2 separate regions of the Homo sapiens genome follow, and region 1 is linked to region 2. The links are chromatin loops, found by intact Hi-C in ENCODE. Cell type or tissue: Caco-2. All regions are shown on one strand. Links, peaks and the distances in the headings refer to the core of each region. The heading gives the core; the rest is flanking DNA. Region 1 has its middle 43 kb from the start of SMPDL3A. Region 2 has its middle 6.7 kb from the start of FABP7.

Evidence for each region. Peaks named below come from ENCODE experiments on the same cell type or tissue, not always from the same donor. Only the 100,000 strongest peaks of a DNase experiment are listed, where the experiment ranks them.
Region 1: it touches region 2 in a loop (5-fold over the local background); 15 of 110 quality-filtered maps call a loop at or near these places.

The regions. Positions count from the first base shown.
Region 1 is chr6:122,829,027-122,835,465 of GRCh38, reverse strand. No RefSeq gene overlaps it. Among named protein-coding and RNA genes, the nearest start is that of SMPDL3A, 43 kb to the right of the region's middle. In Caco-2, for the core only: no CTCF peak of the experiment used is centred there; a DNase peak (open chromatin) is centred at 3,765.
Region 2 is chr6:122,769,783-122,776,221 of GRCh38, reverse strand. It overlaps a transcript of FABP7 not described here. Among named protein-coding and RNA genes, the nearest start is that of FABP7, 6.7 kb to the left of the region's middle. In Caco-2, for the core only: CTCF peaks have their summits at 3,163 and 5,046 (motif pointing left); DNase peaks (open chromatin) are centred at 3,281 and 5,061.

The sequences.
Region 1 (6,439 bases), core at 1,649-5,648, 59 kb before region 2:
TGTTCAACAGTCTTAGCTTCTGATTTTGCAACATTATGTAAAGCTTAGGGAAAGATTCTTTCTGTAATGCTAATTTAAGTATCAAGAGAAAAAATTGCTTAGACAGGATAGGTTCAACTGGGCAAGGACTCTTGAAAGGTAACTCATGCTTGTTCATTAATGCAATATTTAACAAATACTGAATGGCTTCTAGTGTCAGACATTGTTCTTAATAGTATTGGGGACACGACAGTGAACAACATAGAAAACAACACCTGTCCTCATGGAGCTTATATATTTGTTGTGGAGAGATAGCCAAAAATAAAAATAAAAATTTCACAAAGGACTAGATCAAGCTTGTCCAACCCATGGCCCATGGGCTGCATGCAGCCCAGGATGGCTTTGAATGTGGCTGAACACAAATTCATAAACTTTGTTAAAACATTATGAGATCTCTTCTGCAATTTTTTTAAGCTTATCAGCTATCATTAGTGTTACTGTATTTGATGTGTGGCCCAAGACAATTCTTCTTTTTCCAAGGTGGCCCAGAGAAGCCAAAAGATTGAACACCCCTGGATTAGATCATTTCAGCTGCAACAAGTACTAAAAAAGAAAAGTGCCAGAACTAACTTGGATAGTTGGATGCTTTCCTTTTAGCAAATAACCTGTCAGCCTATCAATCACTTAATAATAAGAGAGGTTCCCTTTATGTAATAGAATAATGGAATGATTTTTCTCCTTCATGTTTTCTGCATTTTCTAATTTTTTTACAGTGACAATGCTACTTTACTTATCAAATAAAAAATTTATTAAATAATACATAAAGATATTCTTGTTAACATTTCAGACATTAAAGACAAAGCTAAGGCTTCCTTTACCAAAGGAAAGGTGACAGGCATAAACTCACATAATCAATCAGCTTTGTTAAAAGTGACAAAGATTTGAAGTGTGTGATTCGGTGCCTCTGCTTCATAACTAGAATAAATTTTCTCAGAAAGTTATCTCTCTTCCCAGAAGAATAAGAAAACATACTTTATTATTTTTAACACAAATTCCTCCTTCCTTTATTTTTAACACAAATTCCTCTTTCCTTTAATTTGTGAAAAAAAAGTAGTATCAGGAGGGGTACCATTGTTAGCCCCATGTGATCAAACAAATAATCTGCAATTCTATTGTAGATAAGCAGCAAGAAATGCTTTTAGGGTTTGGTTCACATGTTACAGAGAAGTTAGTGGACCTCAGTAGAATGAGGCTCTTATTTTAAAAACCTTCTTGATCAGATGTTCAAACTGAGGGTCAAAACACTGTTGATTGCCATGAAACCTATTGTGAAAATGGGTTATCAACACCAACTAAAACTGCTTCCGCAAGGCATATGGAATCTCCATGGTACAGTCCTCAGAAACAACACTGGTAAAACCAATGTGCCACATTACTTTCAAATAAGCCTCCCCTGAACAATATGTGATATTGATGAGACATATGGGTACTAGCCTACTATGGTTTTAAAGCATATAGTCTCTTTTAAGCAATGAAGTCTGAGGGAGAATAACCAGAACATTAAGATAACAGAAGAAACATTCTAATTATGTTGATTAACCTTCCTCCCAACTGAAAGAAGTATTATTTTCTGCCACTGCTCTGTTAATGTACATACATATTTCTAGATAAAAATTAATATAACCACTACAAAAACCTAGGAGCAAGTTGGGGGCAGGGGGAAATCAATAAAGTACCAAAACAGATAAAACTGATATACCGCACCCGAGTTTCAATATACTATAAATTATTTCTTCCTCAAGATTCTATCCTTCTTTACTCCCCTCCTCCATTACAGAATCTCAATTTAAAAGAAAAATGTATTTGATAATAAATAGCATTTAGAAATTCTCAAGGAAAGGCAAGTGTATCTTGTATCTCTTGCTCTTTTCCCAGGCTTTCTTACCTTTCTTTGAAAGACCAAAAAAAAAAAGAAAAGAAAAAAGAAAGAAAGGGCACCAAGAAGAGATTGTTTGGCACTGCGCGGTTCACCATCATGCGATACTGACGTAATGGTCTGGGGCACACTGACTGGCTGCCTCAGAACTGGTCACTCTCTCTTTCTTTTCGCATATGGAGCAGCAATCAGCTTACAACTAAATCACATCTGAGCACAAGCTGTCTCCACAAAGCCAACCAAAGAGGCAACATTCACAGGCTGACAAAGCATCCCTAAAGCAGGAAAGAAAAGAAGCCCCTGAGGCTGCTGCCCGGAGAAGGAAAAGGCTTTCAACATTCATACCAGTCTGTTGGGGCATTGTGCAGACCACAGAGGGAGAGTAACTGATGGAATACTCTCTGAAGTTCACACTTGGGCGAAGCTGCATGTTTAACATCAGGAGTGGGAGGAAAGTGTAAGTTACAAAATAAACAAATAAAAAGACAGATATAAAAATAAGAAGGAAATGCAGTGTCAGTGTGGTAACACCAGGGACTGGTGATGTCTGTTGCATATTAGGCTTCTGGTGAACTCAATTAATTATTTCCAAGCAGAATTTTTGTGAATTTATAGTTTACATATAGTTTGCATGTCATTTATTTTTTAATGTAAGCAGTAGGAAGAGTCATTTCTTGAAAGTACAAATGACTTTTGTTTGGAAACACTTTAAAAATGGTAACAGTGACTAAAGATCATCAAATGATATCTAAAATATGGATTAACTATAATACATCTGTTCTCCCTGGGCAGACGGTTAGTTAATCCTTTATAAATTAATTACAATGACATCATTGGAGATCTCACAAATGGATTGTACAAGAATATACCAGCTCTGACTTAATGTGGCCCTGAGATCTGAGCCTTTTCTCTTTACTTATCTATTAACCTCGTCTCTACACTTGCTCCCCATCCCTACGTATGCATCTTTCTACCCATTCAGCACTCACCAAGGAGCTCACTAATTTCTTCATTGTATTTACCTCTGTCATCACCTCCCTCTTCTTAAAAGACTTCAACAATACCAAGTCACATCCTTTTGTGATACTTTTTCAAAAGGACACTTTTGGTAGATCCATATATGGAAGCTGCTGAACTCCAAGTTGATAGCACGCAAATGTCAATTTCCTTCTAACTGAGTAAACAGAATAATGAAAACATTGAGCCTACTATAATTTGAATGTGAGATATACAGGGTTTTAGAATGACACTTAGAATTTAAAAAGGTAAGAAATTAGTTCACACTTGCGCGGAGTTCACCTCATTTATTTAATAATATAATTTACAGTTAGGTAGTCCTCACTTTTTGTCAGGTAACAATTTTATGGGTAAGGAAACTGAAGCCCAGAAAACTGCCAAATTCCTATGACTAACTAGTAGTAAAGATGAGATTTAAACTGTAGCTGTCTAAATCTAGAAGTTGAGTTCTTAATCTCTATGTCAGACAATGTATTATGCCATTTTGTATTAAAGTATATTTAAGATTTTCTATCAGTCCCTTTCAAGATGTTTTAACTCCTGAGGGTTTTTTTTTTTAATTAAAAGGCTCCTATAACAAAGACAGATTACATATACATTTATTTTATACTTTTCTATGATCTAGGGCCTTCTGAAGTGAAGGCTTAATAAAACAGGTAAAACTGTGTGTTTCTTATGCTAGCTATGATGAAGTGGAAGGTTGAGAAGTATGATCAGACAAAGTAGGTATAATCTAATGGTTAACACCTGGGGAAAACCTAGTGAGACTTGTTTGCTCAGATTCTTCTCTGTGTCCCTGTGCCTTCAGAGATAAGGAAGTTCTTTCTTCTGGGCATGGGCAGGGCCCTTCTGGAACGAAGGTCCTATGACCTGCTTCAGGGTAGAAAGGTGGAAAAAGGTCAGAGATTGACCTTTCTAGATTTTATGACTTGCTTCAGAGAAGGGCAAGAGGAAGGGGAGAGTGACCTTCTGGCTTCCACCATTTTCTCAAATGCCAAGGTGCCATATTTTGGGGGTAACATGTTGTGAACCCCATCAGCATTTTAAAATAGATCTGTGAAAAACTCTTTAAAAGTATTATCACTCTAATGTGTCCATGAGATTAGGCCAAACTATTTTTTCTAGAATTCTCCTTACCGTATGCTTCTGGTAAGGGTGGCCACACAAGAGAACCTTGTGGGAAATTGCAGGATAGAAGTGGTGGCCACTTTGTAGCTCATATATTTTGTTGCTTCTCTGCCTGCTCACCTTGTTGGCATGGATCAGCTGCCTGATCTGCAACTGCTCTACCTGTCCCTGGATCTTCCTTCAGGTTCTCTAATTCCTGGAACGAATGTGTGTATAGCTCTTTGATGAAGAGCACCAGCCTCTCCTGCAGCATCTCCACATCATTATGGTTGGGGGCAGTGAGAACTAATGTGGATCTCAGTCTGTTCTTGATTAAGCTCATGCTTAAGGGATCCAGCTTGTTCTAACTCTGACTTTACATTTAGTTCCCCTTCCAGACTGTCTGCCTTGTGGACTTGAAGTTTCAGCATCAGATGCAGAAGCTACCACCTTACAGAGACTTTTTAACCAGATCCCAAAATGGCATAAAATCAAATCTTTGCAACAAATCCTTTCTTTTACAAAAATAGATACATTGATTAACCAACTAATCAATTGATAGATAGATAGATAGATGGATAGATAGAGACCTCCCTAATGGTTTTGCATCTCTGATTGAAACCTAAGCACCATAGCGAATTGATACCCACCATTACTGATCTTAAAAATACACCATCTAGGCCAGGCATGTTGGCCTATGCTTGTAATCCCAGCACTTTGGGAGACTGAGGCAGGCAGATCACTTGAGGTCAGGAGTTCAAGACCAGCCTGGCCAACATGGCAAAACCCCGTCTCTACTAAAAATAAAAAAATTAGCTGGGCATGGTGGTGAGCGCCTGTAATCCAAGCTACTCAGGAGGCTGAGCCAGGAGAATCACTTAAAAAACACAGGAGATGGAAATTTCAGTGAGCCGAGATCGCACCACTGCACTCCAGCCTGGGCAACAAAGCAAGACTCTGTCTCAAAAAAAAAAAAAAAAATCATCTTTTTTTTTCATTCTTTTTCATTTCTTGTATTCACATGCTTATTGCATTTTCATTCAAATGAATTACATTTTTGTTTTACCCAAATGTGACCACCCATTAATACTTCTCTTCAACAAAAATAGGTACCTAAAATAATTTTTTAGTTGTCTGTGGCCATAATGCTCTAAGACATGTATTAAAATATGTCTTACGGATGTTCTTCTTATTTTTAGTATTAATAGTAAGCAAGTGATCAAAATTACAAGAATAATACATTGTTAACTATTAAATATCTATGTGGGTTAGCAATTGCTGCTATCCAAAACTCAGTAGATTCAGTTTACTAGTTATTCTAATTTATGTGTCTGTGGGGCAGAGGGGAGTCAGCGCTCTTCTGGCTGGTTTCGGCTGGGGCAGATCATCTGGGATAACTCTACTTCACATTGTCTCTCATCCTCTCTTTCCACAAGCTGCCTAGCCTGGTCACTTCTTTGCCACAGCTCTGGCAGATGCAGGAGAAAGAAAGCAGAAACATGTAAGGTCTATTGAGGACTATACCCAGAACTGGCACACTGTCTCTTCCAGCCAATTCTATTAGCTAAAGCAAGTCTCAAAGTCAAACCCAGAAGCGAGGGATTGGGAAATTGTGATATGGTAATTTATAATAAGAGGCATATACTTAGTCTTCATCCCAGTTCCTGGCACAGGCTTCTAAAACCCTTGGAATTTTCCAAGTGATAAAGGTGAAAGGACCATTTTTTGTTATTCATAGCAAGCCCCTTCAACCACACCTGAGTTTATGTTAATGAAGTGACTTTTGGAAAGTCCCTAAGGGTGGGGACTGGTTGCTAGGGGAACCATCCAGGTGATTAGAGGGCTAGAAATCTCAGCCTCACCCTCCTACACCTTCCTCCAGGGAGGGAAAAAGGACTAGAGATTCACTTGATCATCAATGGCTGATGGCTTAATCAATTATACCTATGTAATGAAGCCTCCATAAAAACCTAAAAGAATGCGGTTTAGAGAGCTTTCAGGCTGGTGAACACATTGAGGTACAACAGGGTGGCAAGCCTGGAGAGGCTGTGGAAGCTGTGCCCCTTCCCATTGACTTTGCCCTATCCATCTCTTCCGTCTGGCTATTCTAGAGTTGCATCCTTCTACAATAAATTCTAATCTACCAAGTAAACTGTTTTCTTGAGTTCTGTGAGCTCTTCTAGCAAATGACCTAACCCGAGGAAGGGACAATGGGAATCTCTACAGTGGGTTACTCAGAAGTGACAACCTGGACTTAACGATTGACGTCAGACAAGGGGCCTTTCTAGTGGGACCTAACCTGTGGATCTAATGCTGTCTCCAGGTAGACAGTGTCAACATTTAATTAAATTAAAGAACACTCTGCTGGTATCAAAAATTGGTCTGTGTAGAAAAAAATCC
Region 2 (6,439 bases), core at 1,561-5,560:
GCACAGATAACTCTTTGATATACTGATTTTCTTTCTTTTGGATATATACACTGCAATGGGATTATTGCATCATATGGTAGTTCTATTTTAAGTTTTTTGAGGAATCTCCATACTGTTTTCCATAGTGGCTGATCTACATTCCCAACAACAGTGTATAAGCATTGCCCCTTTATCAACATTCTTACTGTCTTTTTGATAATAGCCATTTTAACTGGGATGAGGTGATATCTCATTGTGGTTTTGGTTTGTATTTCCCTAATAATTAGTGGTGTTGAGTATTTTTCATATGCCTGTTGTCCATTCTTATCTCTTCTTTGAGAAATGTCTATTCAGATCTTTGCTAATTTTCAATCAGATAATTTGTTTTTTGTTTGTTTGTTTGTTTGTTTGTTTTTTGCTATTCAATCATTTGAATCTCTTACGTCTTCCCTTGCTGGATGGATAGCTTCCAAATATTTTCTTCCATTCTGTAGGTTTTCTCTCCGCTTTGTTTAGTATTTTTTTGTTTGTTTTTTTTGTTGTTGTTGTTGTTGTGAAGAGGTTTTCAACTTGATATAGTCCTATTTGTCCATTTTTGCTTTGGTTGCCTGTGCATTTGAGGTCTTACTAAAAAATCTGTATCAAACCAATGTCCTGAAGTATTTCACCAATGTTTTCTGGTAGTAGTTTCATAGTTTCAGGTCTTATATATAAGTCTATGATTCATTTTAATTGGATTTTCACACACAGTGAGAGATAGGGGTCTAGTTTCATTATTCTGCATGTGGTTATCCAGTTTTTCCAACACCATTTGTTGAAGTGACCGTCCTTTCCACAGTGTATATTCTTGGCACCTTTGTTGAAAATAAGTTGTCTGTAAATATAAAAACTTTTTCTGTGTACTCTATTCAGTTCTATTGGTCTATGTGTCTGTTTTTATGCCAGTACTATGCACTTTTTGTTACTATAGCTTTTTAGTATCTTTTGAAGTCAGGTAATGTGATGCTTCCATGTGTTCTTTTTGCTTTGTTCTTTTTACTTAGGATAACTTTGGCTATTTGGAGTCTTTTGTAATTCTATATGAATTTTAGGATTTATTTTTCTGTGAAGAATGTCATTGGTATTTTAATAGAGAGTGCATTAAATCTGTAGATCATTTTGGGTAATATGAACAATTTAACAATATTATTTTTCTAATTCATGAACATGCAATATCTTTCCTTTTTGTGTGTTTTTTTTCATTTTATTTCATTAGTATTTTATAGTTTTCATTGTAGAGATCCTTCACTTTTTTGGTTAAGTGTATTCCTAGGTATTTGTTTATCGTAGCTATTATAGATGGGATTGCCTTCTTGATATCTTTTTTAGATTGTTCATTGTTGGCATATAGAAATGCTACTGATTTTTGTACGTTGATTTAGTATCCTACAACTTTGCTGAATTTATCAATTCTAACCTTTTTTTTTTTTTTGGAAGAGTCTTTAGGTTTTTCTAAATATGAGATCATGTCATCAGCAAACAATAACAATTTGACTTCTTCCTTTGCAGTGTGGATGCCCTTTATTTCTTTCTCTTGTCTAATTGCCCTGGCTAGGACTTCCAATACCATGTTGAATAAAAGCCACTCGACTGTTCTATAACTCCATATACTGACATTTTTGACTTATTTTACATTATTCAGAATATAATGGCTGTATACCTAAGAATGGTTGCTTTCAAATAGTAGCTTATTTGCTCTGATTATTGAAGAATTTAATAGAAGATAAAGTGAAAAAGCAGAGACTGTGTTGTGCTAAGGATTTAACATTTAACAAATCTTTTTACAAGCTTTCTTTTCCTTTCTCTCTCTCTCTGTCTTTTTTTTTTTTTTTTTTTTTTTTTTTGACAGAGTCTATCTCTGTCACCCAGGCTGGAGTGCAGTGGCCTGATCTGGGCTCACTGCAATCTCCACCTTTCAGGTTCAAGCAATTCTCCTGCCTCAGACACCAGAGTAGCTGGAATTACAGGCATGCACCACCACGCCCAGCTAATTTTTGTATTTTTAGTAGAGATGGTGTTTTACCATATTGGCTAGGCTGGTCTCGAACCCCTGACCTCACGTGATCCACCCTCCTGGGCCTCCCAAAGTGCTGAGATTATAGGTGTGAGCCACTGCTCCTGGCTTTTTCCAAGCTTTCTAAACCTGGGAGCAATTTATGACTTTGCTGTGGCTTTTATCATACAAACGCATCTACAGTCTCATAAGGGAAAGATTATGACAGATTGACTCCTCACTCAGAGTTGTTACCTTTATTTATTAACTAGTGGCACTAATGGTAAAGAATTCATTATAAAGACCTGTTTGTTTGTTTTTTTTAAAAAGTAGTGAAATAAAAGAAAGAAAGATAAGTTGCTTTAGGAGATCCTGGCAGAATCTTCACATGACGCTGAATCTCCTGGCCTTGCTTTACAACAATTTTTCCTTTTTAACAAAATAGAAGGTGTTAATAAAGTTTTAACATTGTTTTGAGCAAAGTAAGTTAACCAAGGTTATGACATTATTTCTTGTAAGATATCCAAGGTTATGCAGCAACAAAAATTAAATAACAAAGTATTTGCTGCTTGAGGTTCTCTTTCTTACCAAATTACAAAGAATAAAATAGTAATTGAATATCTCTGTAGCTGGAAAGGAAATGTAATTACACAATAAAAGCACCATTGGCCCACAGTCTCTCCCATAATAGGTAATGCTGGGCAAGGTGTCAGAGCCCTGGCATCAGAAAGTGGTCAACTCAAGGGTTGGCAAAAAGAATTTACAGGTGACAGTATAGATTTAAAAAAGAAAGTTTTATTAGATAGAAAGAATGCTCCAGAAGAGTGCAGTGGGCACCTCACTAAAAGAGGACTGAGTGCGCAGCAGTGGATTTTTCCTTAGGAGTATTTATGGTCCTTAAAGGAGGAACTTAAGGGTAATTTAGATCATATCAGCCACTTAGGTCATGATAAATGATTACATTTGTAGACATTTTGGCGCCTTAATGTCAGCAAGGGTTGCATAATAAGTTTTGATTCGCATGTATTCTGGAGATATATAGAAATTCTAGTTACTTACAAATTTTGGGGAAAGAAACCTGCAACCAGATGCCTGCCTTAGATAATAGGGAAATCTGATTACTTCTGAATTCCTCTGATAAAGAGTTTTGCCTCTGGATGATCTGCTTGATGGCCACCAGGTGATCTTTGCTCTCCTCAGGAAGATCAGACAAACTGGTTTTGCTGAAGCAATGGTACAGACATTCCCTAGGGGCTTACCTGTCTGTTCATGTGTACACATTTTATCATGCCTACCCTCACCAATAAACCAGCTAAGCCAGCTCCTGCCCAGGAAGGATGAGGATTCCAATCTTCAAGCAAGGGCTAAATGCAATATCAGTAATGGAATTTGATGGTGTGAAGAGGTGTGGGGGTAGGAAAAAATGAGTGAATTATCTGTCTATTGGTGATATGTAACTTTTATCTTATTGCATTTTAGAAAGTATAGACTTGGCCGGGCATGGTGGCTCATGCCCGTAATCCCAGCACTTTGAGAGGCAGAGGTGGGCAGATCAGTTGAGCTCAGGAGTTCAAGACCAGCCTGGGCAACATGATGAAATCCCTTCTCTACTGAAAGTACAAAAATTAGCTGGGATGTGGTGGCACATGCCTGTAGTCCTAATTACTCAGGTGGCTGAGGCATGAGAATTGCTTGAACCCAGGAGGTGGAAGTTGCAGTGAGCTGATTGTGCCACTGCAGTCCAGCCTGAGCAATATAGACTAGGTCAGAGGGAGATAAATCTCCAGGTATGGCATGCCCTTGAAAAGAAGCATTTTGGAGAAATGTCCTTCTCATTTCTCTACTATTTTCTGCAGTTTTTTCTCCTTTTACCTCCCATTATTTAAATATTCCATTCTTAGCCTGCTTCTAGATCTGACATAGTGACTGAGGAGAGAACTTTTTGCATATTTTGGGTTTATTATTAAAAAGTCCCAGGACCTTCCTTCTGCTCGGGTCATTCATATGCAACAACTCGGCCAAGAAAACTCTTCTCTCCAGCCTCCTGGTTAATTTCACTTTTAGGGTTTAGTTCAATTAATATTTCCTCAAGGAAAACTGGGTCAAAACCCCATGGTTATGTCATCCTATGGTTTCATTTATGTATTACACATATATAATAATTTCAATTACTTTTGTAATCAGTCATTTAGTATCTTTCTCCTACCTTAAGAACACAAGTTCCTTGAAACATCTATTTTATTATGCATTGTGCTCTACGACCATCGTCTAGCATAGTATCAAGTCCACTTGATATGTGCTCCACAAATGTCAAACATATGAACAAATATAGAAATATACAGAAAACCAGAAAGGGTCAAAAAATAAGAATTTAGACTATAGTTCATATGATCTTTTCTAAGTTTTCAGCCAAACCTTTCTTCTCTTTGCAACATATATGATCCCCAGAGAAAGGTATCTAAGCCTCTTCTTTAATCCTATCATGTTAATGTTTAAGAGGAAATTAAGGCTCACTGTTTTTAGGTTTTTTCTTTAAAATGAAAGCACACAGAATAGTTTTAATAAGCGTTCAAATGCATGATGGATTTAATAATGCAAGAGTAGGAGAGTTTTGTGCCATGCCATATGTGGAAGCCTGATGCCAATGAGTATGCATGGTAATTGTCCTTTCTATAGATCCTCTGATCTGTTTACTATGGGTTATTATCACTTGTAAATCAATCAAGAACTTTTTGTTCTTATATTCCTTGAAGATCTTTTTTGTTTACTGATCTCTGCTGATTACTGTGTACATTGAGCAATGATTAACAGGTAGGTAGCTATAAAAGGAAGTTACTAATCTGGGATCAGTTGAAGATTACAGAAACCACCCTAGCTATTTTTAACAGAAACAGGACAACATATAGGGAATTAGATGCTTACAAAACACTTGGAATAGTTGAAATAGCAGGTTTTAGGTTGAGCTAAGCTTTCAGGAATACTCCCAGAACACCACCGCATAAACTGACCTGCTAAGGCAACAGTTATCTCTACATAATTGGGAAGCTGGGAATCAGGAACCTGCTTTGCCACCTGCTGGCTCCCAAATATCCTGCTAGTTGTTGCCTAGAAATGAGAGCTTTGCTCAGAAGTACTGATTCCAAAACCACACCATATGGGCTGAATCTCAACAGCAAATGTATGACTTGTGTGCATTCTGTCTCACCACTTACTTACATTTTGAAATCTAGTCTTACACAAGTATATTGCACAAGTTATGCAATAGGCAAAACCTAAATCAAGTGTAGGTATAGGGAAGTTTGGAAATACTGTTTTACCCTCTGCTGCTTCTGCAGAGCATGAATCAGATAAGTCAGTCTACCACACCCCATCCATCACACAGATAAATGAACATTTTTTAAATGTGTTTGTTAAAAGGGGAGAATAAAGTAAAGACAGAGATCGTATAGGTCTGAAAATATTCTATAGTAGTAGTATCTAAAACTGGAAGATCATTAGAATCATCTGGGAAGATTTATATTTATAGAGATTTCAAGTTTATCAAGATTTTGACATAGGCAGTCTGGGGGTAAGGCTGAACTTTGTATTGAAAAACAAAATCTTAAGTTGAAATCCTATGTATGTAATACATTTAATGCCTTATTAACTTGTAAACTAGTACATTCCAGTCTGTCAGAATCATATTAGTAAATTTAGATTCTAATATTTCTTCAGTGCTAAGTACTAAGTAGGACTACAAGACCACTGATGCTACTACTAATTCCTTGACCCTACTGATGATCGTGGAAATGGTGTGTGACTTATGCCAAGACTGCCTCCATATCAGATAAAAGTGTCTTGTGTTATGCAGCAAGGAAGAAATATGACCTATAACTACCCTAAAGATGAAATATGCTAAACCAATGTTAACATGAAAAGCTGTTACAATTAAAACTATCCCCAATCTAAATATAAATTTCCAAGATCCCCAAAGTTTAATCAACTCTCCATTAACTTTTATGGGAACATGCCTGAGGACATTAAAAATTCCTCTTCCAAGAGAGCCACTGGTTCATTTGGGCCTCCAGATGAGTGAAATATATTTATTCTCATTAAAAAAAAGATAATTCTCATGTAAATATTTTCTAACTGAAATTTAAGTCTGTGCAACACATTATTTGCAAGAGAATTTGTTGAAGAAGCTATCAATATGGTTTGATAAATAACATCATTGTAAATTACAAGCGGGCCATTGAAATCTGCAATATTTCTCATTCAATAGCTGATTGGAAACACAGTATTATAAGCCTTTGTTTGAATTTTAGCAGCATAAAATTAAAATAAAATAAAATTGCGGCATTATTTTACTTTTTCTTTCACCGCAAAGCAACTTTTTTAACTGACCAGATCGGTTGAAACCATTAGGATTACACTATTTTTGCTGTTGTT